Regions from separate parts of the Homo sapiens genome. Here regions 1, 2, 3, 4, 6 and 7 are each linked to region 5. Evidence: chromatin loops called from intact Hi-C (ENCODE). Cell type or tissue: endothelial cell of umbilical vein. All regions are shown on one strand. Region 1 overlaps DST (dystonin). Region 2 overlaps DST (dystonin). Region 3 overlaps BEND6 (BEN domain containing 6). Region 4 overlaps DST (dystonin). Region 5 holds the start of PRIM2 (DNA primase subunit 2). Region 6 overlaps BAG2 (BAG cochaperone 2). Region 7 overlaps DST (dystonin).

Region 1 (4,000 bases), 610 kb after region 5:
ATACAATGTTTTTGAGCATTTTTTGTGTGTATTTTAAAAGCATTAATTTTCTTATCAATAATTAATATGTTAATATATTGATATTTATGTTACCTCTATTTTTTCAAGTAGGCTGTCTAAGGAACTCTCCCAGGAGAACCTGACAGCTAATTTTTTATGAACGTACTTGTTTGATGTAAAAAAATTGCATTGAAAAATATTTTAATTTATAATTTTCACTAAAGCAAACTATCCTTCTTCTCGTCACCCAGTTAGTATAAGCCAGTGAGGCGATCTCATTTGGGACAAGCCTTCTTTTATTATTTATGTTTCTTTCTAAAGATAGCTGATTGTTTTCCAGAATACTGTATCCTTTAGATATAGAACTTCTTTAAGAGCGGACTGTGAACCCTTTATGTGGCTGATGTTTTGCTCCCTACTGCAGAGCTCACTAGGATGCCTGCATTTTACCCAAGGTTCATTAATGGAATGACTCTTCCAGTTTCCTTTTTTTCCTGAGGGACCTTTCCTCTATTATTGTGTACAGATTGGGCTCTTGATTTTACCTGTGATTGATTTGTTTTTGCTTAAGATAATAGTTTACAGGGAAGCTTTTATATTGGTCAGAGATATTATGGCCTCATTCTGTTTAAAATTCGTAGTTTTCTTTGTGTAGGAAAAGTTCAAGCTTCTTAACCTGGGATATAAAGCCTCTATGTCCACCGGCGCATCGTTCCAGCCTCATCTTCCACCTCATGCTTCATTGACTTCACCACTGCTTTCCTTCCTTGCAACTCATATGTAGTTTTGTGTGTCCTTGCCTTTTTCCTTTGTTCTTGCTCCTCCCTCCACCTGCAACATTCCCATCTTCTTTGCTGGGAAGACCTCAGACTGGGTTAAGCTCCTCATAGCTTCCTGAGTGTTCTCTGAATGCATTTATTTTATACTGCAATTTCTTGCCTAAATTTCTTTCATTTCAGATTACAGGCTTCAAGAGGTGGCACTCTTATTATTCATCTTTGTACCCATAGAACTTAAAGGATACCCTGGCATATGACGGATGAATGCTCAATAAATAGTTTGTGACCTGAATTGAATTGCAGCTAAACAATAGTAATAAGTTTAAATAATGGGAAGTCAAATTTTTGTGAAATTTGTCTAGATTAACATCAACCACTATAATGTCAGACTTTTAAAAAAGGAAGTTTAAACATTCAGCAAGCAGTTATATAATGATTCTCTTTTCTTCAAAGTTGAATTTGATTTAGCCTATATAAAACCAAACAGTTATAGGTTAACAAAAGGAAATTTTCAGTGTAGTATTTTTGATAAGTTAAGCCATTTAGGTAATACAGACCTGGCATGAGCTAATGTGTTCTCACTCCAAAATAAATTTGAAATATTGTCCATGTCATCGCCAGCATCTTGTTTAGAATTTTTGTTGCCCATAGAGTGTTTTCTAGTCTATTTTACTTTCTTGGGATATTCTTTTAAGTAAAAGATTAGTGCCCCCTAGAGGTAAACTCTAGGTGCAATGCTATATACATATTTTTTTGAAGTACTGCAAAATTCTACGAGAATTGTGTGAAATACAGAAAATGCTGTATCAGCCTTGTTATGTAATTCAAGTTATGTAAGTTAATCCCAGAGTATTTCATAGTGCTTTTACTTTGCTCGTCACTTCCTCTAGCACTATTGATCCAGACAGTTTTTTGTCCCATAGGGAGAACATATCCAAAAAGAGAAAAAGGAATGCTTTATTAAAAACTGAAAATGGAATGTTAGGGATATTGGCGGTTAGTATAGTCATCTGTGAAGGAAAGTTACCAGGCCCAATGCCTATGACTCACTCCTAGGGTAAAATAAAAGCTTTTCTATGTAGGCTTAGCTGTCTACTTTCCCTTCTTTTCTTTCCCTTAAATTTCTTGCTCGATCAGATTGGAACCCCAATTCTTTCCCCTCAGTTCATTCCCGACCACCCTTTACCCATAATGTTGATTTTTAATTTTTAATAGCATCCTCTTTTATTCCACTCATTTGTGCTGAGGAAACTGACTCAGTATTATAAAGTACTTAGCACAAGGTTAGGCATCTAGTAGTAACTCATGGTGTGTGTGTTTTTGTTTATTATTGTTAGTGACATTTGCTTTTCGGAAAATGATATCTTATATTTTGTAGGATGTTTTCCATATACAGTATTTCTGTGGACCCTCAGAATAGTCAGCTGAGACAGGAAAAGCAGGCAGTATTGGGGATAGCCAGTGTCTTTGGATTTTTTTCAAGCATTATAGAAGTTAAATTAGTTTATTTCTGCATTTTCTTCTAAAATTCTTAAAAAATTAAGCCATAAGTCTTAAGAGTAGCTTTTATTTTATACATTTTCTAAGTTGACAGGTCATTGATTTTTTAAAATGATAATAATTTGATTTAAAGATTACAGACTTTTTGTTCTCTAGGTTGAACTAGGAGTTTTCTGTTTTCCAACCTTTATTTTAAAGATAAAAAAAACCCTGAAGCCTAGAGAGTTTAGGCTGTTGGTACAAATTCATAAGGCCAAGGGCAGAAGCAGGACTAAAATGTCTTTTCCCTTATCACAGGTTTTCTCTTTTCCTAATTTAGAGGGAGTCTCACTCTTTTGCCCAGGCTGGAGTGCAGTGGCATGATCACAGCTCACTGCCACCATGCCCAGCTAACTTTTTGTATTTTTAGTAGAGATGGGGTTTTACCATCTTAGCCAGGTTGGTCTTAAACTCCTGACCTCATGATCCACCCACCTCGGCCTCCCAAAGTGCTAGGATTACAGGCGTGAGCCACCACACCCGGCCATCTTTTCCTAGTTTAGATTTGCATGGCTTAATATTATTATTTTCCTTCTCTAAACATGTCTGTTTTAATTTTCCTTTGTTGTCACATAAATACGATAGTAGCAAATGACACCTGGTTTTGGAAAGTTTCCCTTATGTAGAGGGTTTTGTTCAGTCTGGCAAGTCAAGTTGTGAAATTGCCTTACTATGAGATAAGTGTTCAGAATCATACCCCATCTTTAACTGTCCTGGAGTGAGAAAGACACAAGAAGTGGAATATAGAGTGAAATGTAAGTCTGGTAGGGTGTAGGCATAGTGGACCAGAGAGCACAGAATTCTCAGCACTATTACAATCCTGGAAGTCCCCAAAGTAATCATGTGCTTGGATTCTACTGTCCTTCTGTGTACTGAGGATATCAGACCTGCACAATAAAGCCATTTATTTTGAGAGACAAAGCAGCTGGCTGAGGATCAGGAGCTGTATAATATTGTTTATATAAATATAATCTTTTAGTGTTCCCATTCAGGCTCTTTTAGAGTTTGGCTGCTTTCTGGTTATATTGAAGATACGCAGAGAAGTACATAGATTTAGAATGTACATGACATTCACAAGCTTAGCTTTTCTGCCTTGTTTTTAAGTAGGCCTTAGCCTTATAAATTCAAGCTTGTGCCTTAGAACGGGACTGGGTGAATTCTTACAGTGCTCTAATACAAGAGTCCCCAACCCCCAGGCCACAGACAGGTACTGGTCCGGTCCATGGCCTGTTAGGAAGTGGCCTGCACAGTAGGAGGCGAGCATTGGGCCAGCCAGCCTTACCACCTGAGCTCTGCCTCCTGTCAGATCAGTGATGGCGTTAGATTCTCATAGGAGCATGAAACCTATTGTTTTGTTTGTTTGTTTTTTGAGACAGAATCTCACTCTGTTGCCCAGGCTAGAGTGCAGTGGCATGATCTCGGCTCACTGCAACCTCCGCCTCTTGGGTTCGAGTGATTCTCCTGCCTCAGCGTCCCAAGTAGCTGGGATTACAGGCATACGCCACATTGCCCGGCTAATTTTTTTTTGTTATTTTTAGTAGAGATGGGTTTTGCCATGTTGGCCAGGCTGGTCTCGAACTCCTGACCTCAAGTGATCCGCCCACCTTGGCCTCCAAAGTGCTGGGGATTACAGGTATGAGCCACCACATGGCTGTGAACCCTATTGTGAACTGTGCATGTGA
Region 2 (4,000 bases), 670 kb after region 5:
CCAAAGACTGAAAGCTAAAGTGCAGCATTTGGGAAGTGCATCTTTTAAAGGGTATGTTTTCTTGTTTGGAGGATGAGAGATTTTTAGTAGAGCACTAGTAAACACTGAATGGTTTATTATTATCCAGATCCCCCTGTGGCACTAAATCATGGCTCACATCAATAATTACACCCTCATCAAATTTTAGATAACCCACGTCACCAGCTGGCTGGAAATTGGTATTGTCTTTGAGTGTCGGTTTAACAAAGGAATTCCACTGACTGCATATGATACAGTACATAACACTTGAAGTGGTGGCTTAGTGAGATCATGAAAACAGATCTTTTAAGTTTGGTCCTTAATTTCTTGTCCTTTTTATTTTAGGCACTTTATAATCAGTATTTACAGTTTAAAGAAACAGAAATTCCACCAAAGGAGACAGAAAAATCAAAAATTAAACGTCTATATAAATTATTAGAGGTAAGCTCAAATTTGCTTTGTATTGTCAAGCATAGTCTTTGTTTTGTTTTGTTTTCATTTTTGCTTCACATTAAAGTTTTTTGTTTTCTCAAGATTTGGATAGAATTTGGACGCATCAAGCTCCTTCAAGGTTATCATCCAAATGACATAGAAAAAGAGTGGGGGAAACTCATTATTGCCATGCTAGAGAGAGAGAAGGCCCTTCGTCCAGAAGTAGAAAGGTAGGCCAGAGGTGTTTTCTGCCATGAATATCAAGTGGGGAGGGGGCCTTTGTGTTCTTGTGAAAGAACTTAAGTTAAACCTCTGTTTACTTGGCCTTGGATAAGTCTCTTAATCCTTTTGATCCTCCATTTTCTTACCTAGAAACTCTTCTAAGAGATTTTAAGGAGGCAATCAGTGAAGTAATGTATATAAATGACCGGCTAGGCTGGATTGGTATGTGAAGTCTCATCTAATAAGGCTTTACAGTTTTAAAACCAGTCAAAATTACTTGTAATTTCTCATATTGACCTTAAGTCACCAGGGCCTGGATCTAAAAGCTTATAGGACAACAGCTGATTTTATTTCTTATTACATTTTTTTGCTATAGTTCTCTTTCCAAGGGGCATTGGAAACCAAAATCTAGCTTGCCTTCATTTAAAGGGTGTTGGATGGCGTCTAGAACACACTCAGTAAATGTTAGTTCAGGTTCCCTTTCTGCCACGCTTCTACAAGTGGATTTACTCCATGAAATCATCACTAGTTCTCTGTCATTTTGTCTCTCACTACATCCAGTTGCCCAGGAAGGTACCATTTAGTCTTCAGGAAATGCTTGTTGGATGAATTTGTCTCCCTTACAGTCTTAACCTGGTACCTGGGAATTGTGATCTGTGTTCCTCATTAGCCATGAAGTCTATAGGACCTAGACCTTGCAGGGTGTATTAGTCCATTCTCACGCTGCTAATAAAGACATATCTGAGACTGGGTAATTTATAAAGGAAAGAGGTTTAATTGACTCACAGTTACATATGACTGGAGAGGCCTCACAATCATGGTGGAAGGCGAATGAGGAGCAAAGTCACATCTTACATGTCAGCAGGCAAGAGCTTGTGCAGGGGAACTCCCATTTACAAAACCGTCAGATCTCTTGAGACTTATTCATTACCATGAGAACAGTATGGGGGAAATCGCCCCCGTGATTCAGTTATCTCCACCTGGCCCCACACTTGACACATGAGGATTATTACAATTCAAGATGAGATTTGGGTGGGGACACAGGCAAACCATATTACAGGGTAAGGCCTGTGTGGCCAGACACACCTCTCCAGCCCCCTTGCTCTCTGCACAGTAGCCACACTGGCTGCCTTACACCTAAACATTCTCAGATCTCAGCTCCAACATTATTTTCTCGAGAAACTTTCCATGGTTCCCTAGGCTAGTTCAGATATCTTGCTTAGAACTCTCATGTTTCCATGTATTGTTCCTTCATAGTGCTTATCTTGGTTGTATTTTTATATTTATTTCGGTGATTGCTTAAGTCTTGCCTATTCCACAGATATGAGCTCCAAGAATGTGGAGAGAAACCCTTGTTTTTTTTCTGTCCCTTGCGTTGCCAGTGCTTTACACAGCGCCTGACACAACATTAGAGGTGCTCAGTATTGTCATGTTCTCTGTGCCTTACACATTGACTTCAGGATTCAACGTTGTGAAATAATGCATAAAATAAATATATGAGAGCATGTCTAACCTGTCAGTCCTTTATTAAATTACTGATTACATTTATGTTAAAGTATAATAATATGTGTACATAACTGGATTATTAAAACCAAAACAAGCCATAAATATACAGGATGCAGCTTTTACGGAAAAGGTAATTTGAGTGATTGAAATGAGATACTATGTTAATCATTTGAAATAATGGAAAAGTATTCCAGAGGATACAGAGTAGATTTTTAGTCATCAGAACAGTAGCTGAATTTTAAGATATGTTCATAAAAGAAAGCAGAGAGTGGTTGAGAGTTCAGGGCCTAGAAGCCACTCAATTTTAAATTAGATTATTAGCTCAGCCTGCAAAGTTGTATGATGTTAGACAAGTTCTTTAACCGTCTAAGCCTCAGTTTCTTCATTTGTAAACAGGATGTAATAGTGCCTACTACATTGGGTGGTTATGAGTATGAGATGAGTTATGTATCTAAAATGATTAATTTCTTGCACATAATAATTACTTAATAAATGCCAGGTGCCACTGTTATTGTTTTGAGCTATTCTGTTCACTCACTATATTTGATGTGGCACTCTCACACTTGATCTTAGCCAAAAGGCCAAGAAGCAATTGGTGTGGCACTCTCAAATTTCCCCTTTCTTGACCCCTGAAAAGAAAAATATCTATTCTTAGAGTGGAGAAGTAACAGTATTATTGGAGGTAGGAAAATATTTAGGAGGCTGGTTGGATAAATGCCTTCATGTTTCTTCATGCGAATTTTTTGGCATTGTCTATGTATTGCGAGTAATAGCTATGTGGCATGGAAGTGTATGAAAAACAAATGGGAAAGAGCCAGTGTTCTTATGCCATGTAATATCCTATAGAATGGAAAAACAAGCACAGACAAATTAAATTTGTAAGCATTGCATCAGTATTCTACTTGGCACTTTATAGTAGGTTTAGAAGTAACATTACTGGGAGCGTGTCATATAAAGAAAGGTAAATGGATACTTTTTCCATTAATTTAACCTAATAAACAAATGACATGGTGGTTAAAATGGAAGCGTACTTTGCTTCTCATCAAATTCATTTGTTTATAGGTACTTCATAATTTCTAGCTGTTTGCCTTCCTTACATTATTCAGCACAGACCTGGTCTTTTGCAGAAGTCAGACTATGATTGGATATTTGTGTTCTTTTAGCTAATGATTGGTATTGCCAGAATAATCTTTACTAGTTGTCCTGGACATCTGTGAGGCATCTGAGTTGTTTTTTAGGTGGTTGCAATTGGATGACTCTTAGTGCAAATATTTGGCATATCCTTTCCAGTGACGCCCAATCTGCCTGCTTTGTTCATACTTGTAGGGTTTTAATACAAGCTACAAAAGGCAAACCTCAGCTAGCAAACGAATGGCTTTAGGCTAGATTCTTTTGAATAGTTATCAGCATATTATTTGCTGTGTGTTGCATATGCATGTTGAAGCATATTTAAGGAGCCACTAAAAGCTGTAATATTCAGCTGCCACTTTTCACCGTTAGAAGTAGAGCTTTTTCCAGACCTCCTACCTTTTAGTCTACTTTGAAAGGTGAAAGAAAGAACATCGTTTCAGGAATAAAAATGCACAGTAGTAGTTATAGTTACCGTAGCAGTGATTCTGTGTTTAGTAACACTACCAGCACTCGAACCAGTCTTGATTCAAATGAAAATCTTCTCTTGGTTCATTGTGGTCCAACACTGATCAACTCTTGCATTAGCTTCGGCAGTGAATCCTTTGATGGACACAGGTATTGAATCATTGGTGTGGGATTGTGTTTTACTTTTTGATGGGCAGCACTTTTCAGGAATGGTGAGCTCTTTGAC
Region 3 (4,000 bases), 290 kb after region 5:
CAACTACCATGTTGCCTATGAGAAAGCCACTTCACCTATAAAGACACACATCGATTGAAAGTGAAGGTGTAGAAATAGATACGTGATGCAACTGGGAACCAAAAAAGAGCAGAAGTAGTTATATCAGGTAAAACAGGTACAAGTCAAAGACTGTAAAAAGAGACACAGGAGGTCACTTATAATAATAAGGAAGTCATTTCAGCAAGAGGCTATAATAGTTTAAAATGTCTATGCACACAACACAAGAGCTCCCAAGTATATAAAGCAAACATTAATAGATCTAAAGGGAGAGACAGATTGCAATATAATAATACTGAGGAACTTCAACACCTCACTCTCAATAATGGACAGATCCTCCAGACAGAAAATTGACAAGGAAACACTGGAGTTAAAGTACACCATAGATCACATAGGCCAAACTGATATTCACAGAATATTTCACCCAACTGTTATAAAATACACATTGTTTTCATTAACACATGGCACGTTCTCCAGAATAGGCTATATCTAGGCCACAAAACAAGTCTCAATAAATTCAAAACAGTAGAAATCATATCAAGTATTTTTTATGACCACCATGGAATGACACTAGAAACTGATAACCTGAGGGTCTCAGAAAATGCACAAACACATGGAAATTAAATAACAAGCTCGTGAATGACCAATGAAGTAATTAAGAAAAAAAGTATAAAATTTCTTGAAACAAATGTAAATGGAGATACAACATTCCCAAATCTATACTATACAGCAGAAGCAGTACTGAGATGGAAGTTTGTAGCAATAAACACCTATATCAAAAAAGTAGAAAGACTTCAAATAAACAACCTAATGGTGTACCTCAAAGAACTAGAAAAGCAGGAACAAACGGAGCCTAAACCTAGTAGAAGGAAAGAGATAATAAAGATCAGAGCCAAAAAACAAAAAACAAACAAACAAAAAAGGAGATTTAAAAAACCAGATCAATGAAAGAAAAAACTGGTGTTTTTAGAAGACAAAGAAAATCAGCAAACCATTAGCCAGACTAAGAAATAACAAAGAGAAGGCCAAATAAATAAAATGAGACATGGAAAAGGATACATAATAACCGAGACCACACAAATACAAAGACTCATTAGAGAGTATTATGAAAAACTCTTTGCCAACAAATTGGAAAACCTAGAAGAAATGGTTAAATTCCTGGACACATACAACCTAGCAAGATTGAACCATGAAGAAATAGAAAACTTCAACAAATCAATAGGGAGTAACAAGATCAAAATTATAATAAAAAGTCTTCCATCAAAGAAAAGCCCAGTACCTGATGGCTTTACCCCTGAATCTACAAACATTTGAAGAGACAGTAATACCAGTTCTGCTCTAATTCTTCAAAAAAAAAAAAAAAAAAGAAAAAGAAAAAAAGAAAAATTGAAGAGGAGGGAATACTTCCAAACTCATTCTACAAAGTAGTATTTCCATGACACCAAAACCAGAGAAGGGCACAACAAAAAAACAAAACTACAGGCCAGCATCACTGATGAGCCAGATACAAAAATCTTCAACAAAATACTAGCAAACCAAATTCAACAACGATGTTTAGCAGCATCCCTGGCCTCTGACCACCGGATGCCAGAAGTACCACCAGTTTTGACAATCAAAAATATCTCCAGGCATTCCTAAATACCCTGCGTTGGAGGAAGGTGGCTAAATCACACCTCCCTCTCCGCCGCCCCCCACCATTTTAGCACCACTGTATTAGATCACCTATAAGTTATAATATATGTTATGTAACATTACGCCAGAGATTATATACCCTGAGGCCGCTTTGGAAATTTCAGGAGAAGGCAGTTTGGTCACTTAGTTGGATGTTATAGAGGTGATAGCCTAATATTCTGTAAATCTTATAAATACATTTTTCTTCAATGCCTGCAAGAAAGAAGTAAAAAATGGAGACAGGCTGGAAAAAAATCAAGCTCTTGCATGTGAGAGCTACAGGCAACTTTAGGGCAGCCACAGGAATAAGAAAGAATATATTAAAAAAAGGGAGGAATTTAGGCCTTACCCTCACAGACCTGAGCCATAGCTGGGAAATTGTTACCCTTTTAAATCTAAGCCACCAGTGACAACCTGAGCTCAGGACTGAGTGGAGGGCACGGTCTACCACAGGGACCATGCTAGAAAAGTAAGTTTTTCAAAGAATATTTTTGGTGGCAGGGCAGGGCCATAGGCTCCTGTGAGTTAAATGACTGAGAACAGAAAAATATAACAGTATTCCACTAGATGGTGCTATATCTGATTAATTTATCAAGCATGTCCAAATTAGGTCTTACCTGACCCTGTCTTTTCCAGCATATTTTCCTCAGTCCTTTTTGCAATAATTTGAATTCAACCATACTTAAAATGAAAGATATTTGCAAATTTAAAAAATTCCATTCTAGCTAATCTCCATTACTGATTCAAAATACATGCATTTCCAGTCTAAACAACTTGGCACTATTAAGTCAGGCTCAGGTTCAAAAGGCACAAAGTTCATAGCAAAATGTCTGTTCCTTGTTTCAATTTTAATTAATGCCATAGCTAGCAGATTTAATAACACTTCTATTGTTAAGTACAAGCAAAACTGATATAAAAATCTCTTAACTTTCACTTCTTTAACATTCTGCTGGCTGATATAGTCAGAGATGAGTTTTGTGCCTATCCTTGGAAGTCAGAAATATTAAAAAAAAAAAAAAAAAAAAACAAGAGTTTAGGATATCAAAATGCTTTACAGACCTCTGAAATATAACAGTGTGCCCCAAAAGATAGCCACTTGACTTGGAGGTCTGGTAACATACCATTTAGAAAAGGAAATTGCCGGTCACGGTGGCTCACGCCTGTAATCCCAGCACTTTGGGAGGCCGAGGTGGGCAGATCACTTGAAGTCAGGAGTTCGAGACCAGCCTGGCCAACATGGTGAAACCCCCGTCTCTACTAAAAATACACAAATTAGCTGTGTGTGGTGGCGCGGGCCTGTAGTCCCAGCTGCTCGGGAGGCTGAGGCGGGAGGATTGCTTGAACCCAGGAGGTGGAGGTTGTAGTGAGCAGAGATCGCGCCACTGAACTACAGCCTGGGCTACAAAGCAAGACTCCGTTTCAAAAATGAAAAATAAAAAAGAAAAGACAAGGAACTTAGTTACTGGGTGGAGTGCTTTCTGACATTTGAGGAGTTCAAGGTGGAAGGATTGCTTGAGCTCATGAGTTCAAAACCAGCCTGGGCAACAAAGTGAGAACACTGTTTCAAAAAAAAAAAAAAAAATAGAGAACTTGGTCATTATACATCAAGGTAACTGGGTGGGTAACCTCATGTCAAAATAGGAAGTACTAAGGGCATATTTAAGCAATTATCTAATAATTGAAAAGTTGTGAGGTCACAATCTACTGAAATTTATAATCACTTGGAGAAAAAAGATACAGGTAACCTTATCTTTTATAACTTCTTTTTTTGGAAACAAGGTCTCACTCTGTCCCCCAGGCTGGAGTGCACTGGCAACATCACAGCTCACTGTAGCCTCCACCTCGCTATCCTCCCACCTCAGGCTCCTGGGTTACTGGGACTACAGGTGTGCACTACCACGCTGGGCTAATTTTTTTTCTTCCGTATTTTATAAAGATGGGGTCTTGCCATGTTGGCCAGGCTGGTCTCGAACTCCTGGGCTCAAGTATCTGTCTGTCTCAGCCTCCCAAACCATTGGGACTACAGGCGTGAGCCACCATGCCCAGCCATGTTCTCTAACTTTTAAAGTCAGTCTAACAGTATGTGTGAGCCAAGGGAAAGAATTTCACTGCAGTTGTTACAAGTAATAGTTTTTTGATTTGTTTATGTTTTTGTTTCAGGAAGACAGACATTGTTGACTCTCGGCAGAGCTGGTCTTAGTTGTGTAGCAAAATAGATAAGGGACTCTTGGGGGAGGATGGGAGTGGTAGTCAGTAACATGTAGGGCGTTTGGGGCAGGGGATTACTGCATTACATTCAGCTCCACATCTC
Region 4 (4,000 bases), 410 kb after region 5:
TCTCAAAAGAAAAAGAGTAACTCTTATTAACACCTGGAAGAACTTATAGCACCACCTACTGTTTCAAGCTAAAATTTCCTCTGTTAAAAGACATGGCTTTTTTTTAATATTACTTAGGAGAAGAAAGTGTCATAAATCAAGGAGCTGTAATTCCTTACAGTTATTTAGGGAAATAAAGGTGAACGGTCATCGTTGTTTATAGTGTTTGTAATCATAGCTGTGAGCTGCTGATGTGTAAATTGCTGCTGCCAGATCCAGGAAGTGAAGCAGTAATAATAATGATAATAATGTATTAAGTATTTTTTCTATGCTGTGTACTGTTCTGAGTACGTAATGTGGATTATCTCATTTAAACACCCCATTACTCTACAAGAGAGACGTATTGTTATATGCATTTGACAAATTAAAGAAGAAGCAAGGCACAGAGAAGTAATTTAGCCAAGACCACACACCTAGTAAGTAATAGAGCTGGTATTATATTTGAACCCAGGTAGTTTGACTCACTGGAGAGTAACAAAGAACTCTCTCCTAATGATCGGTACCTCACATGTGTCTGTCTTCAAGGCACACCAGCAATGTGACTCATTTTCCTATTTCCACCTGATTTCTTTTTTAGATAGTATGAATAATACACTATTGTGTTCAAGACTATATTTTATTCACACAAGTAATATCCATAGTAATTATAGTGAATGTTTCTGTACTACTACGTGCTAGGTACTCTTTGAAGTACTTTACCTCCATTACTTTATTCTTTTCAGCAACCCTATGAATTACTATTTTAATCCTTATTTTATAGGTGAGGAAATAATTAAGTAACTATTCAAGATCATACAACTAGGAAGTGACAAAGGCAGTATTAGAACCCAGATAGTGGCTGCAGAGTCTGTGTAGTATACCACAGTGCTTATAAATAGTTATTTTAAAATAGTACAAGTAAATTTGGGTATAAAAGAAATAACTGAGGCAGTGCTCAGATCTGGAGAAAAAATGTTAAGGTGGAATGAAGATGCCTGAAGTTTAGGAAAGACTGATTTAAGTGGTTTAGAATTTTTGGCCGCATGCGATGGCTTACACCTGTAATCCCAGCACTTTGGGAAGCTGAGCTGGGCAGATCATGAGGTCAGGAGTTTGAGACCAGCCTGGCCAACATGGTGAAACCCCATCTGTACTAAAAATACAAAAATTAGCCGGGCATGGTGGTGCACACCTGTAATCCCAGCTACTCAGGAGGCTGAGGCAGGAGAATCGCTTGAACCCAGCAGGCAGAGGTTGCAGTGAGCTGAGATCACACCACTGCACTCCAGCCTGGGTGACAGAGCAAGATTCTGTCTCAAAAAAATTTTTTTATATCATAAATAATTCTGCATTGAATATCTTACTGGGCACTCTTGGTAGAATTTCTCTAGGGTAGATACAGGGATGTGAATTCACTGAGTTATTGTTTTGCAGAATGGCTGTGACAGCATGTTTTAATCTCTGTCATTTGGTTACTTTAGCGAAGTTTTATGCAGTTTTTCTCCCTAAGTGTTTCTAGAATTTGTAGTCCACTGAGGACTATTGGTAATAATACCAGTTAAGCAAAATCTGGTTGCTTATTACTCATAAGAGAATCTACATTCTTACCAAAGAAATGTACTGAACTTACTCCACTATTACAGAAGCTACTATATCATCAAATATTTTGTTCATTCTACCAGAACACCAAATTTCTGAATTAGAATGCAGGGCTATGGGAGATAATGCCATCTAGTGGTCAAACTAAACTCTGGTTCCTAGAGATTCTTAGTCTTCAAAGTGTAGAAAAATTATCAGAGAAGCTTGTTAAAAAATGAGATTGAGAAGGAAAGACAGAGAGAGAGAGAGAGAGAATGAATGTGTGTGTGTAGAGGGTGGAGGGGGCGGGTGGGTGGATGGGGAATGTCCAGGAAGCTGCATAAAAAGCAGCCTGTATGGTTGTTGGTTTTGATGTGTGTGGTCTAAACTGCCCTAGAATTTGGTTCAGCATTTGGCCCAGTTCCCTCTTCTCCTTAATCCTCTTCTCCAGCAGCTGCTGTAGTACCTCCTGAGTTACGTGGGAGTGGTGGGGATGTTCTGGGACTATTTTCGGTTGAAGAGGACCAGCTGAGCTTGCACGCAGGGGCGGGATGGGAACAAGACTAAAGTATTTGCGGATGGATTAGGAGAGCCCAAACAATGACCTCGGTTTTGCCAAATCCATTTGCATTTTCTCCTTACCGATTTCTGTTGACCTCATTGCTACTTTTGACTCTGGGGTTAACCCCCTCCTTTTTTAAAAATTATCTCTTTCTTCATATCCTTCAGCCTGGTGTACAGGCTCTCCATAATTGGACAGTAGCCCATCTTCCGGCTCCCTCAGTGAGAATCCCACTGTACACATTTATCTTTCAGAATCCCACAGAATCATTATTATGCCTTTTCTCATACTGTTCATCTCTCTGAAATTCTTACTCCTCATTTTTTATGCATTTACTGCAGACTTTAAGCCTTTTATACATCTTCAAAAATTCAGAAGACACACAAACTGAAAGAAGCCCTTCTTGGATCATTTAGTGTTTATCTCTCACTAGTTTCCCACCATATTTAGCTTGTACCCTCATACCAGCACATTATCAAATAACGTTTCTTATTGTTGTAAATACTCCACCCATCTGTCTATCATCTATGTATTATTCATTCATTTCTTATGTTGTTTCCTTTGTCTTCAATATAAATTCAATTCATTCTTCAAATGCCACCCACTCAACTAAGCCAAATGTAACTATACTCAGCTTCATTCATTGATTTCCTTCTCTGAGATCTGCTAGCGCTGAGAGTCTACTACTTTAACCACTTTAACCCTTCATTACACATTCCCATGTGTTTATGAACTCTATGTTAGATTTCTCCTTCTGCTCTCCAGTAAATTGTAAGCCATGAGGACCAAGACTATTTTATGTAATTATTGATATTTTCCAAAATTGCATGTTCTCAGTTGCATAATATGACTTAGCTGACATGTTTCCGTTGTCTGAGTTGTCCTTATACTCATCTTGCTCTAAAGAAGAGGAAAATGACAATTTTATTAAGCACTTCCTATGTGTCAGATACCATGCTTAGAATTTTACATGTATATATATATACACACACAGAAACACACACACACAGATACACACACACACATATATATATTTTTTATCTTATTTTATTTTATTTTTTAGATGGAGTCTCACTCTGTCACCTGGGCTGGAGTGCAGTGGCATGATCTTGGCTCACTGCAACCTCTGCCTCCCAGGTTCAAGCAGTTCTCCTGCCTCAGCCTCCCAAGTAGCTGGGATTACTGGCGTCCACCAGCATGACCAGCTAATTTTTGATTTTTAGTAGAGACAGGGTTTCGCCATGTTGGCCAGGCTGGTCTCCAACTCCTGACCTCAGGTGATCCACCCGCCTTGGCCTCCCAAAGTGCTGGGATTACAGGCGTGAGCCATTGTGCCCAGCTGGAATTTTACTTATATTTATGTTATTTAAAACTTAAAAGCCCTGTGAGTGGAATGTTATACATTTTGTAGGTTAGAACAGTTGGACTCAGAAATATTTAATACATTGTGTAGCTGTAATTAAGAAGTCAGCATTTGGACCCGGGCCCATCTGACGCCCAAACCCATACCCTTTGTGCCACCTCGTTGCTTCCATTTGAGTTTGGAACCCTCACTTTGTGGTGTTTTGCAGTGATGATTGGCATTCCTGCTCTTTCCTTCCTCAGAAAGAGTCTCTCTCAGGAATGTAAAGTGGCACTTTACCCTGGAATGATATCCTGTCCCGCTCCCTACACTCTACTTCAGGCCAAAATGGAAACGCCCTTCTTCACAGTCTCCCTGATGCTTCAGTCAAGCAGTGTGCCCACCTGCTTTTTTTCCCTCCTTTTTTTTTTTTTTTTGGACTGGCTTTACTCAATTAAGAACACTTCTTAATGTAGAATAACTCTGGGCCCTGAAATACT
Region 5 (4,000 bases):
TACAATACACCTATAATAATTTTGTAATGGGGGTGGGAGAGGCGCTAGAGCAGATGCAGGTGGTGATCCTAATTTTCAGCAACATGAAAGTCAGGTGATGTTGCCTGCTCATTATAGGCCTGTGTGTCACTGTTCTTGGATCTTTACGATCCCAAGAGTTAACATAAGGTTTTACGTGGTCTGCAATCCTGAACTTAGAGGAAAGTGCTGTAGGTTCTGGCTAAATGAGGGTCTTACTTGATGGACTGGGTCCAGTTACTCACTTCCTCTGTTATGACTCTGGGAAACAGAGCAACTGTCTTTCGGAACTCCTTTTCGGGAGCATCCACAAGTGCCTTACAAAAGTTCCATCCCCAACACCCCTCCTCACTCCACTGGCAAACCTATCTCTCCCCAACTCCTCCCTGGTACCTGGGTGTCTGCCCCAAACAACCAACCCGCCAAGTCTGTCCTTCTGCTACTGCTGCCTGCAAAGTGATCCATCTCTCCTTTCTCTCGACTTGCAAGCCTTAATAACAGGATTGCTCTCTGTCCTAAATTCGCGGAAGTTTCCCCTACCTGCAAGAATTCAAACTCGGGAAAACACAAACGGTGGCAGCCACTGTTCCCGGGTGGCGGGAGAGTTCATATGAAACCGGAAGAGGAAGTGACTAGCACAGAAGGCCAGCCCTGCCCCACCTCCCCTTGGCGGGTAGGAGGGGGTTTGGCCTGAGGCTCTGGGCATGCTCAGTGGAGCGCGTCTGGGAATTCAAGGTGTTCCGTCCACCTTGGCAGCTTTAAAGTGTTTGGATGTCAGTGTTTTGGGGATTTTTTTTCCAAATTTTAAGATGCATTTCCTGTATGTGGAGTCGGTAGCTTTAACGGTTGAAACTGGGGTGCTGAATGCTAGTGGCGAAAACTCCCACACGCCGAAAATTGAACCAATGTAACTTCGTCTGGGGACACTAACAAATATTCCCTATATTGAGGAAAATATGGCGCTTTAACCCTCAGGGCTGGCACTCATCACTTTCAATCTGGGGAGGAATGAGGAAAAAAGGCATTAGGATCTTTTTTGCACCTAGCTCACTATTAGGGGCTCTTTTTTTTCCGCTCGTTTAATCTTTCAGCGACCTATAAGGTCCTATAAGATCGTATTACCCCCATTTGGCAGATGAGAAAACAAGTTACAAGATCCTCGTTAGTTTGCCCGTCTACATACAATACATATTTTGAATTTCGTATTGGGCGGCAAGCCCCTACTGGCAGGTTCCACGTTCAATTCGCTCCCCGCTCTCCGGCAATGCCTCGCACAGAGGAAGCGCGCAGCTGAATTATCTGTGGAATGAACTAGAATGAATGAAAGAAGGCACATTCGCAGGAATCGCTCTGCAATCTACAGGAATTAGAAGAACCCAGCCTCGGAGGGAAGGTAGGGTGGAAGAAGATGAAGCACTGGAAATCACGCGGACGTGCCGCTTACTTTCCAGATGTCCGACTGCAGACTCACAAGCGGGGCGTCAGAGCCACCACACCAGTTCTCCGCTGTCTGTAAGATTTTCGAGAACTGGAAATTAACTTCACTCGTGGCCTCTAGGAGGCGTGCCTCGCTTACAAATGTGCTGGAATGAGGCTCCGGTATAGGTAGTCCTTAGGAGATCAAATGAATGCTTTGAAATGTTCACGTTTTTAGAAATGCAAAGTACATTGAAACAATATCAAGCTTCAAAGCATCTACCCAGCCTGGACTAAACTGTGGCTGGCACTGACTTTATATCAGGACCTGTTCTAAGTGGTTTACATATCAACTCATTTTATTATCATAACCACATAAGATAGGTTATTCCCCCCGACCCACCACCAATACCCGAGACAGAGTCTTGTTCTGTCGCCCAGGCTGGAGTGCAGTGGAGCGATCTTGGCTCACTGCAACCTCCGCCTCCGGGATTCAAGCGATTCTCCTGCCTCAGCCTCCCAAATAGCTGGGATTACAGGCGCCTGGCTAATTTTTGTATTTTTAGTAAAGATGGGGTTTCACCATGTTGGCAAGCTGGTCTCGAACTCCTGACCTCGTGATCCGCCCACCTCGGCCTCCCAAAGGTTATTATATTAAACGTATTTTCTAGATACGGAAACTGAAGAACAGAGAAGTTAAATGAAGTCAAAAGGACACAAAATGTCAGAGCCATGTTCAAACCCAGAGAAACTCTCCAGGCCCCACTGTGCTAACGATCTCACTACACCAATTCCAGTAATATGACAGCAGAGCTTCACCTCATTTCTTCCTCTCTGTATTAAATACATAATACAAATACGTAATACAAATACATCACGTGGTCCAAAGAAGACACCTGAAAGCATATAAACTGCCTGAAAAAACCTGCATCACAGACCATAAGAATATTTACATGAATATCTTATCTCTGGATAGCAAACAAATTTAAATATTATAAATTACAAAGAAAAAAGATATAAAGACTTGACCATAAAAAGTATAAAATTATGCATGTAAAAAATTCACAGAAGTATTTTGCACTCATCAAACTAGAGAAAGGTCTACCAAAAGTATAACATCGAAAAGGTTAATGCCATCAGGATACAAAGAAGTTAACTCATTAGGAAAAAAATCCTAAGACACAAACAGAAAAATAGGACAAGAAGAAGAAGAGGTAACTCATAGAAAAAATAACTACTGTTAAATATGAAAAATGTTTTTATCACTAGAGGCAAAGAAATTTTCTCCTGCAAAATTGTCAAGGATTTTATAATGAAACTACTCAGTGTTGCCACCTGTTTTGCTCCTCATTTAAACCCCTGAGGCTCTTCATGACTCCCATATGGTGTAGTTCTTTAAATAATTATAGCCCTCTACTACAGAAGTTCTTTATCTTTTGGAAGATCAAGATTAAGAACTTCTGTAGTAGAGGGATGTTAATTAGGTCTATGAACCACTGGACAATGTGATGAAAGCTCTCTTCAGAAAAATGCACCTACACACACATCTATACTATTTCAAGAGGTTCAAGATCACCATATGTGGCTAGTTAAGAATTCCAGCACTACTAGGTTTTAAGCTTTCTTTGGATGAGCCCTTTTGTTCATCTCTGTGATCCCCAAAGTACTTCCTACAATATCTGCCCAATTAAAAGACGAAGTAGCCAGTGTCATTTCATGACCAGCTCAGAGAAAACTGGAAATATATGTTCATGCTTAACATACCAATATCTTACTATGTCACATAATAGCTGCCTTTTCATCATATTAAAAACTGATTTTAAGCCCCGGGGAACAAAATACCCTGTGTTGGTCAGCTATTCCAGCATTTTTATTGTTTCCTAATGCCACAGTTTTGGTCACTACCTCACTGTGAAGGGTGTTTTTCTGAATCCAGAGGCAATTGCAATATAAATCCGCATATCACGGTAGCAATAATGCACAATAATGTTATACATTTCAGCAGCCATGTTCAGTAAATCACTGTGAGCTCTTTCATGTATTCACTTCATCTACAAAAAATTGATTGACACAATGCTCAGCCCTGGCAACCAAGATTCTTGTAAATACAGACATTGACCTCACAATCATGGGAAGGAAAACATACATAAACATGTAAGTTTTACTTCCACTGAACCATAGCATCTCAAAAACAGGGATGACTGTTTCATTCATTTCTGTGACCCCAGTGCCTGGCACTCCATGGGCCCTCAATAAATACTTATGAAACTGAATTGTTTTTGTTTTTTCTTTGGTTTTGTTTTGTTTTTTGAGACGAAGTCTCGCTCTGTTGCCCAGGCTGGAGTGCAGTAGCATGATCTCGGCTCATTGCAACCTCCAACTCCTGGGTTCAGGCAATTCTCCTACCTCAGCCTCCCGAGTAGCTGGGATTACAGGCGCCTGCCACCATGCCCAGCTATTTTTTTGCTTTTTTAGTAGAGACGGGGTTTCACCACGTTGGCCAGGCTGGTCTCAGACTCCTGACCTCAGGTGATCCACCTGCCTCGGCCTCCCTAAGTGCTGGGAT
Region 6 (4,000 bases), 130 kb after region 5:
TAGTCACCTTTGTATCCCTGACAGTATCTCTGGCCCAGAATTTTGTGTGTCATGGATGCTATATCATAAATTGGAGATTACATTTTGTGAATAGCACAGTTCAAAATGGAAACTATAAAGTTCTTTATCTTTTAGCTACTCATCACTTTTATCTGTGGGCCACTTTTTTACTGGTTTAGTATAAGTAGGAAAAACGTATCTTACTAGTATTAACACAGAATCTCACAAATAGCTGGGTGTGGTTGCTTGTGCCTATAATCCCAGCTATTTGGGAGGTTGAAGCAGGAGGATTGCTTGAGGCCGACAGTTTGAGACCAACTTAGACAACATAGCAATATCCTGTCTCTTAAAAAAAAAAAGAAAAATTAGCTGATGGCATTCCTGTGCCTGTAGTCCCAGTTACTCAGGAGGCTGAGGCAGGACTGCTGGAGCCCAGGAGTTAAAGGCTGCAATGAGCTATGATTGCACCACTGCACTCCAGCCTGGTGACAGAGCAAGACCCTATCTCTTAAAACACACACACACACACAACTCAGAAATACTGTTGTTACTGTTGTTAACTAAAAGGTATTCTTGAGGAAGTGATATGATGTGAAGTTAGTAAGTTATTAAAATTATCGTAGTTGCCAGGTGTGGTGGCTCATGCCTGTAATCCTAGCACACCTCTAATCCCAGGCAGGTGGATTGCCTGAGCTTAGGACTTTGAGACCAGCCTGGGTAACACGGTGAAAGCCCGTCTCTACTAAAATATGAAAAATTAGCCGGGCGTGGCGGCAGGCGGCTGTAGTCCCAGCTACTCGGGAGGCTGAGGCAGGAGAATCAATTGACTCCAAGAGGCGGAAGTTGCGGTGAGCCAAAATCACACAACTGCACTCCAGCCTGGCGACAGAGCGAGACTCCGTCTTCAAAAAATAAATAAATAAAAATTATCGTATTTGCTGATTCCAAACGTCAAAGATAAATTGTTAAGTCAAAAGATGCAGAACATTGTGTAGAATATGCCACAACTTAGGTAGAAAAGAGAATATATATGCATTTTAGCTTATATATGCATAAACTATATCTGGAAGGATAAGTAGGAAAAGTAATAACATGCGTACCTTAGGGGTGGGAAAACTGGCAAGGGGTGAAAATCTGGGTAAAAAAGAGCCCTAATGTGACCTCTTTTACAGCCTTGGAACTTTGTACCATGCGTATTAGCTACTAAAAGTAAAACTAAAACAAGAGCTTTAAAATCATAAATCTGTGTCCATTGATGTATGAAAGGATAAGCAAAATGTGGTATATACATACAATGGAATATTATTCACCCTTAAAAAGGAAGGAAATGCTTCAGTGTTCTACGTTGGATGAACCTTGAAGACATTATGCTAAATGAAATAAGTCAGTCCCAAAAAGACACTATTATTCCATTTATATAAGGTAGAGTAGTTAAAATCATAAGAGACAGAAGATAGAATGGTGGTTGCTAAGGTCTGCAGGGAGGGGGAATGGGGAGTTAGTTACTGTTTAATGGGTATGAGTTTCAGTTTTAAAGATGAAAAGAGTTATGGAGATGGACGGGGGTGATTGTTCCACAACATTACAAATGTATTTAATACCACTGAACCGTATGCCTAAAAATGGTTAAGATGCTAAATTTTGTTGGATTTTACTACAATTTTAGAGAAACTGTAAATACTTGAAAATATTACTGATTTTACTAACAAGCTGGATGCAACAGGTAACTCAGGCGTGTCAGTGGCAATCACTCTTTTCCCTCAATTTATACAGGTGTCTTTAATACATCTGGTGGAAGTCACTCCGGTCAGAATTCAGGTACCCTCAATGGTGGAGATGTCATCAATCTTAGACCCAACAAACAAAGGACCAAGAAAAACAGAAATCCTTTTAGCAGCTGTAGCATACCCTAAGATGTTTTGGGAGGAAAACAATTGAATTACATTGTGCAATGCATTAAGAAACCCATCCAGCTGTCATGGTATGTTACAAGGTTTTCAGCAGACTTTGCTCCTAATGGCTCTCTGAAAGTGACAGACTTAAATATTGCTCTGCAGTGCTTTTCAGAATGTAGAGTGAGACCTCTGGTGGAAAAATTATTGCCCTGTGGACTCCTTTAATTTTTTTTACATTAGACGAAGCTTCTCCTGTTTGTAAAGGAATGCTATAAGAAATTTCAAACACAGGTTTTGCGGAATTTTAAATGCTGGAAAACATAAATGAAATGCCTAAATATATTGTTACAGATTTTAATACTGTGGATCAAGGAAAGATAGCAAGCATTCTTTTCCTGAAATTGGTCATGTAGCTTTTCTGCGAAATAGTATTGAATCTGAATACTTTCACAAAATAATACTGAAAGGTAAACCCTAAATCTTGCCAGACTGCATTAGTATTTTGGCATTGAAACTTGTGCAATATCTGTGTAATGTAGAATGTGGGGTGTGCATGCAGATGTCTGGTACTGGAGTAAGCTGAAGGTATGTGCAGTATTTAAGAAAATGTACATTCTAATTAATTCACTTATAAAACCATTTACATATTGTGTATATGTTTTTATTTTCAAATGATAAACTCTAGACATATATTTTGCAAAATGAGCTTGGGTTTAAAAAGTGCTTTGTGCCAAAAATATCATACCTAATTTTTATAGTGCTTTACTATCAGAATTTATATTGTTTATTATATCTTTTAAAAGCAGTAAGCAGTTTTCATCTGACAGCGTAGATAAAAGAGGAGTATAGGAATTTGAATGCTAGAGCATCTCCCAGGTGAGCCTTATTGCAGATCTTTTTGATATAGTCACCCATAAGCATGGTGAGCTCCTGCTCTCATAAGGTCAGCCAAAGCCCCTTAAGAAGGTACACAGCACATCTGCAGTCATTCAGGAGGTCCTGTGAAGTGTGGTGATGCATCTAACACCTTTTGCTGCTCACTGAGAACCCAGCTTTGAACTTACAAGATTACACTAACCATTTTTAAAGTGCACAAAAATATTATTATTAGTCTTAACTAAAATTACATATTTTATAATGCCCTGCAACTCTAAACCATCCTTTTGTTTACACATTTTTGTATGGTATTTTAAGATTATCAATCACTTCAACATTTCTATAACCTTGTTTGTATAGCACTTTCTCAAGAGCTGTCAGTCCCACATACAGAATCATTTCTTTTACAAAATGATTTAATATGTAATCATGTGTCAGGACATAAATTTTGTCACTTGGGACAGTAGCTTTCCAGCTAAGATAATTGCGTGAACTCTGTTAAAACTGATTATCACTCATCAATGGCTTTATTTTTAACCTATAAATAACCCCTTTCAATATACCTGGTTTTTACAGCATTGCAAAATCTGTAAAAATAACTTTTATTGGAAAATGTCATGAAGTCATTTTTCATTATTTGTACTAAACAATGTTTTATGTACTCCTTTTGTGTTTTATCTTTTGTTTTTCCATCTGTACTCCCCTCATCCTCCTAATGTTGAGAAAATCAAATTTCCTGGGTGTGTCCTTGTTAAGTGATCAAAAGTAAATGTTCTCTTTGCCATTTTAGATGGAAAAATAAAAAAAATTAAAAAGTAAATTTTTGCTTTTCATTATATTGAAATGATCTGGCATTATCTATTTCACAGTAATGTAAAATGCTTATTTTTATGTCACCAGTTGTCACCACTCCCATTGCTGATAGTGACATAGGTTTTGGGGGCAAAATTCAGTTCCTAACAAACAGTGGATACTGCTAATGAGTCATCTTTTCTACTCTCTTCAATTTTCTACTCTCTACTCTCCTCTTTAATTTTTGCACAAAATAATACTTTGCAACAAATAGTCTTTTGTCTTTATTGGCAGAAAAATCACTTGTTATATGTGTTCTAGTTAGTTCTTTTTCATGTTAGCTGTGTGGCTAAAAGCGTGTTACCTTTCTATATTTAAAAAAAGTAATCTCTGAGGATAGTTACAGTTCCTGTAATATAATTTTATGTACCTAGTTT
Region 7 (4,000 bases), 460 kb after region 5:
TAAATCTGTTTCCAATTTTCAGGGTTCAAATGGGCCTACTTTTATATAGTTTACCTTATATTTTTAAAAAGTATTCATGAAAATTTTTGTGGGAAAAAATCCGATACTTTAATTGTTAAAACACTTGGATCATGTAGCCTGGGAGAGACTTTGCCACATATAAATATGTATGATTTCCCTCAGTTTGTGTGTGTGTGTGGGGTCCATATTTTCCTATGATATATTGTTGAAAGAAGTGTTGTTGATTGTCTTTTCCTCTTTTTCTCTCTTATCTGTTTACCAATGACACTACCAGATTAGAGGCTGCACCAGTCAACACCCATGGGTCCATGGGTGGTAACTGTTCCCATCTGGCTATGAGTGATTAATGGTGTTTATGTCGTGGCATAAATCACATTTCGTTGTTCAATCAGCTGAGACTCAGGCCATTAAAAAAATTTACTCTACAAAAATCAATAACCAGTGGTTTTTGGAAAGGAGCAGTTCTTTAACAGTTATTCTCCAAGTCTGTCTGTAAAGATAAATAATCAAATTACTATCCTCACTAAAATAGTACAGGTAACAAGAAATATAATCTCACAGATAAAGGATGACCTTAAATAAGGACAGATAGGAAGCCATTTTTAGGAAGATAGAAAGCAGCCAAAGAAACCCAATACCCTCTTAAAAGTCTTTAAGAATGTCACCCTTTTATGCAGAGCCAGCCAAAAACAAAATCTCAGAAAGCTCAAGATGGATTTTCAGAAAAGCATGGAAAATAAACTGGGTTGATAATAGCATGCTGTGACTGACCTAATGCCACTCACAACTCCCTATGGATTGTAGCTACAATACAGAAAATCAATTTTATTTACTTTTTGCCTCAAGTTTGCCTAATGCCTTATTGTCATTAGAAAAATATACAGACTGTAAATAAATAAATTAGCCAAGATGATGAAATTTTATGTAAAATAAAATGGAAGACAGCTTTTTTGGGGGGAAAGAATAGAGAGCTACGTCTTACATACCTCACTTTGTGGGAAATATTACGTGAACTTCTAAAATAATGGGGTTTACACCTACTATGTGCCCACAAAAAAGAAAAATAAATAAAATAAAATAATGGTGTTGACCATGCATAGCCACAGGCCTAAACAGATTGAGGTAAGGTTGGTAGTCCTGATGCAATTAGAGTTTATTTCACGTACCTAGGGTGAGTGTTTTGGGATGTGGCTCACACAGCCTGTTTGTGCTGCAGTTGCCACTGCTTTTGTGGGAAGCCCAGTGTTTTTGCTCAAATTGGAGCATGCCTCACTGATTTCTGCCTGTAACTTGCTTCTTAGGAATCCATGGCTGCAAGTTACATTTCAGGAATTCGAGTTATACCAGTTTTGCATCTTTACCATGAGTCTCAGCGAAGTAGAATTCTCAGTAGGAAAGTCAAGACTTCCTTTTGATATGTCGTTATGTTTATAATTTTGCAGCAGAGATAGTCAACATCCTTGTTTCCTTAGTAAGCCAGTGGCTCTGTAAATAATCACAAACACAACCCAACAAAGAAGGAAGGAATAACATCTTGTGCCTTTTCCCTCTATGGAAGATATTAACACTTTTATGCAAGACATGACCCTACAGATTTGCTCCAGCTAGATGAAGGGAGGACTAACCTTCAGGCAAAGTGCTTTGGCAAAAGCATCCTGTTTCTCATTTCACTGTGTAATGACCAGGAGCTGAGAAGAGCTCTGTTTCCTGTCACTGCGCAGCATCATTCTCATTTACATTATTGGCAGCTGTTACTTTGCTGGAAGTTTAAATTATCTTGAGAACTCTAAACCGAGTTCAGATGTTTGTTTATTGGTGCTGCCATAGGCTTCTGAAAACAGTCTTTTGTGTTCTCCCAGTCTTAAGAAAAGGCTCTTCTCAGAATCAGCCCTTCCTCCCTCCTTGCTCTTTTCTGGGAACCTGCTTCAGTCTCATGAAGAAAATTAAATAAAGAGGACAGGGGCTTAAAACTGGTCAGAACGGAGTCTCCAGTGGTGAGGTGACTTGAAGCGGAAAGGAGTTGGGACTCAACATCCTGCATTTGTGCTTTGTTTTCGAAACTTCGAGTTAGTTGCATTGATGAATTAAGCAGCAGGCTAGTAATGGAAAATATTTCTACTGTCCTGGTGGGGGAGCCAAATACTATAGGTTTGTAACAGGAAGGCTGTTGATTCTGGCTTCATTGTTGGGCCAGTCATTTGTGAGCTGGTGGCCGGACCACAGGCCACACACTTCTTCCGTGCAAATCTTCATGTATTGAAACTGCCTGTGTATTGTTTTTACGATTGGAGACTTGGCCAAGAAAAGATGGTGAGCTCCGGGTTTTATTTTTTTGGTTTCTGCATATTCCCTCAGCTCCGAGGATGGTGCAGGATATGCCAGACCCAGTTTGGGGGCAGGGAGGGCGGCGGTGGTTGGTGGGGGAGATGTTTAAATCATTGAGCATATGTGAGTATTTTGCTGTTAATGCTTTTTCTGTGTCATTCTCTGTAGAGTTCCGGGAACGCGTCCTATCGCTGCTCTATGTCTTCCTCTGCGGATTTTTCCGATGAGGATGATTTCAGCCAGAAATCTGGCTCCGCATCCCCAGCTCCGGGAGACACCTTACCCTGGAATTTGCCTAAACATGAGAGATCGAAAAGAAAGATTCAAGGGGGCTCAGTGCTGGACCCTGCCGAGAGGGCAGTGCTTCGGATAGCAGGTAAGAGCATCTGGGGAAGGGGATGGAGTGGGGGAAGAGAGTTGCGGAAATTCGCCCATCTACCTCCTGGGGGGCCATAGCGGGAGCTGATGCACTGGGCAGGAATCTGTGCTCAAGGTGGGGGAGGATGATGACCATGTTTACTTTATGCCTTGTTTTACCGATAGAGCCATTTGCCCTGCCTGCTGGTGACTAAGCTGTTTGGCCCTGCCTTCTGGTTGGACGAATCGATTCCTTTGAAATGCAAGGAAATATTTACAGACATTTGCACTAAACTTTCCTAATTACTGCATTAGTTACCATAACATTCTGAAAGTATTAGCTCCAGTGATTGCTAGTATATTTGCGGGAAGCTGGAAGTGAGCAGCCTTTATTTTCATTTTTGCCCAGGGGCACTGAGCTACGCAGATTGAGAAGATCCATGGTTTTTGGTACCCAGGATTGCAAAGCATATTCCAGCAACTTGGATGTTGTTTTTCTTTAAATGTAGCATCTCTGTCTGCATCATTGTATCCATAGCAGCTTTCTGTCCTTAGTGCTTTTGAGGGTTTGGCCATCACGCCTTCCTGATTAATTAATACATGAGATGTGCCAATGTTTCTGTTCTGTGTTACCCGGTGTTCCCTTGCATTGGCCCTAAAAGCTGAACCAGAAGTGATGGCTTGTTTTACCCAGCTGAAAGCTGAGAACACTGTGGAAATCAACCTTCCAACCCCTGCGTGGTTTGTGTGTATGTGTCCTGTGCATGAGAGGTGCTTCCAGGGGTGTTGTTCCTTTCTTCCCTCAATATTTTTTTTTTCTTTCTTTCTTGGAAATGGTAACAGGGCAGGATGGAATGTGTCCTTGGGGACTTTCTTGCAAAGGCAGAAGGCCAGGTGTTCTTTAAGTTTGTTTCTGCATCCAGTGGTTCAGGCTTCCTTTCCTTCCCTCTCTTCCACTCTTAACTCTGGGGGTCCCTTTCCACAGTTGTTTTTTTTTTTTTTTTTTGCCTCCTATACTGTATTGCAAAGTTGGTACTTTCTCTTCCTCCAAGGGGGCTGGAGGGGACCAGCCCAGATTCCGGCCATCAAGGCAGCTGAGAACCCCCTTTTTGTCCCCCCAGTGGGATTTTCTGATTACGGGAAAAACAAACAGTGCCTAGCCAGCCATTCTCTAGTCAGGGTTTCTGGGGCAACAGCCTTGAGCTTCTTCTGGCTTCCGCTGTGAGATGCTGGCTGGTCTCACCCAGGCCTTTGAAGAGCAAGGGGTGGAGTGAGAAAGGGGAGGTGGAGGGAGGAT

What was found. A loop is a pair of places that touch in the nucleus more often than their neighbours do. Peaks named below come from ENCODE experiments on the same cell type or tissue, not always from the same donor. Only the 100,000 strongest peaks of a DNase experiment are listed, where the experiment ranks them.
Region 1: it touches region 5 in a loop (5-fold over the local background); 9 of 110 quality-filtered maps call a loop at or near these places.
Region 2: a loop joins it to region 5, with 4 times the contacts of the local background. A loop is called at or near these places in 21 of 110 quality-filtered maps.
Region 3: it touches region 5 in a loop (8-fold over the local background); 29 of 110 quality-filtered maps call a loop at or near these places.
Region 4: a loop joins it to region 5, with 11 times the contacts of the local background. A loop is called at or near these places in 102 of 110 quality-filtered maps.
Region 6: it touches region 5 in a loop (11-fold over the local background); 49 of 110 quality-filtered maps call a loop at or near these places.
Region 7: a loop joins it to region 5, with 9 times the contacts of the local background. A loop is called at or near these places in 6 of 110 quality-filtered maps.

The regions. Positions count from the first base shown.
Region 1 is chr6:56,706,692-56,710,691 of GRCh38, reverse strand. The region is part of intron 5 of DST (dystonin); the gene reads left to right. Among named protein-coding and RNA genes, the nearest start is that of DST-AS1, 140 kb to the left of the region's middle. In endothelial cell of umbilical vein, a CTCF peak has its summit at 1,503 (motif pointing left); a DNase peak (open chromatin) is centred at 1,621; H3K27ac peaks cover 1,652 bases.
Region 2 is chr6:56,642,546-56,646,545 of GRCh38, reverse strand. It overlaps DST (dystonin), which reads left to right. Exons shown (of 104, transcript NM_001374736.1): 14 at 364-459; 15 at 553-680. Among named protein-coding and RNA genes, the nearest start is that of DST-AS1, 200 kb to the left of the region's middle. In endothelial cell of umbilical vein, no CTCF peak of the experiment used is centred here; no DNase peak of the experiment used is centred here; H3K27ac peaks cover 440 bases.
Region 3 is chr6:57,019,549-57,023,548 of GRCh38, reverse strand. All of the region lies in intron 6 of BEND6 (BEN domain containing 6), which reads right to left. Among named protein-coding and RNA genes, the nearest start is that of KIAA1586, 25 kb to the left of the region's middle. In endothelial cell of umbilical vein, a CTCF peak has its summit at 2,244 (motif pointing right); a DNase peak (open chromatin) is centred at 2,318.
Region 4 is chr6:56,900,813-56,904,812 of GRCh38, reverse strand. All of the region lies in intron 2 of DST (dystonin), which reads left to right. Among named protein-coding and RNA genes, the nearest start is that of DST, 52 kb to the left of the region's middle. In endothelial cell of umbilical vein, CTCF peaks have their summits at 79 (motif pointing left) and 1,748 (motif pointing left); DNase peaks (open chromatin) are centred at 72 and 1,752; H3K27ac peaks cover 350 bases.
Region 5 is chr6:57,314,260-57,318,259 of GRCh38, reverse strand. It overlaps PRIM2 (DNA primase subunit 2), which reads right to left and starts at 630. Exons shown (of 14, transcript NM_000947.5): 1 at 559-630. RefSeq lists a silencer at 1,496-1,545. In endothelial cell of umbilical vein, a CTCF peak has its summit at 1,554; DNase peaks (open chromatin) are centred at 669 and 1,569; H3K4me3 peaks cover 1,524 bases; H3K27ac peaks cover 2,217 bases.
Region 6 is chr6:57,188,374-57,192,373 of GRCh38, reverse strand. It overlaps BAG2 (BAG cochaperone 2), which reads right to left. Exons shown (of 3, transcript NM_004282.4): 3 at 2,541-4,000. It overlaps RAB23 (RAB23, member RAS oncogene family), which reads left to right. Exons shown (of 7, transcript NM_016277.5): 7 at 1,774-4,000. The coding sequence ends at 1,913. Among named protein-coding and RNA genes, the nearest start is that of BAG2, 18 kb to the right of the region's middle. In endothelial cell of umbilical vein, no CTCF peak of the experiment used is centred here; no DNase peak of the experiment used is centred here.
Region 7 is chr6:56,850,119-56,854,118 of GRCh38, reverse strand. DST (dystonin) reads left to right here. Exons shown (of 104, transcript NM_001374736.1): 4 at 2,515-2,722. All of the region lies in intron 1 of DST-AS1 (DST antisense RNA 1), which reads right to left. Among named protein-coding and RNA genes, the nearest start is that of DST-AS1, 8.1 kb to the right of the region's middle. RefSeq lists a silencer at 2,034-2,328. In endothelial cell of umbilical vein, a CTCF peak has its summit at 2,142; DNase peaks (open chromatin) are centred at 2,128 and 2,838; H3K4me3 peaks cover 1,674 bases; H3K27ac peaks cover 1,858 bases.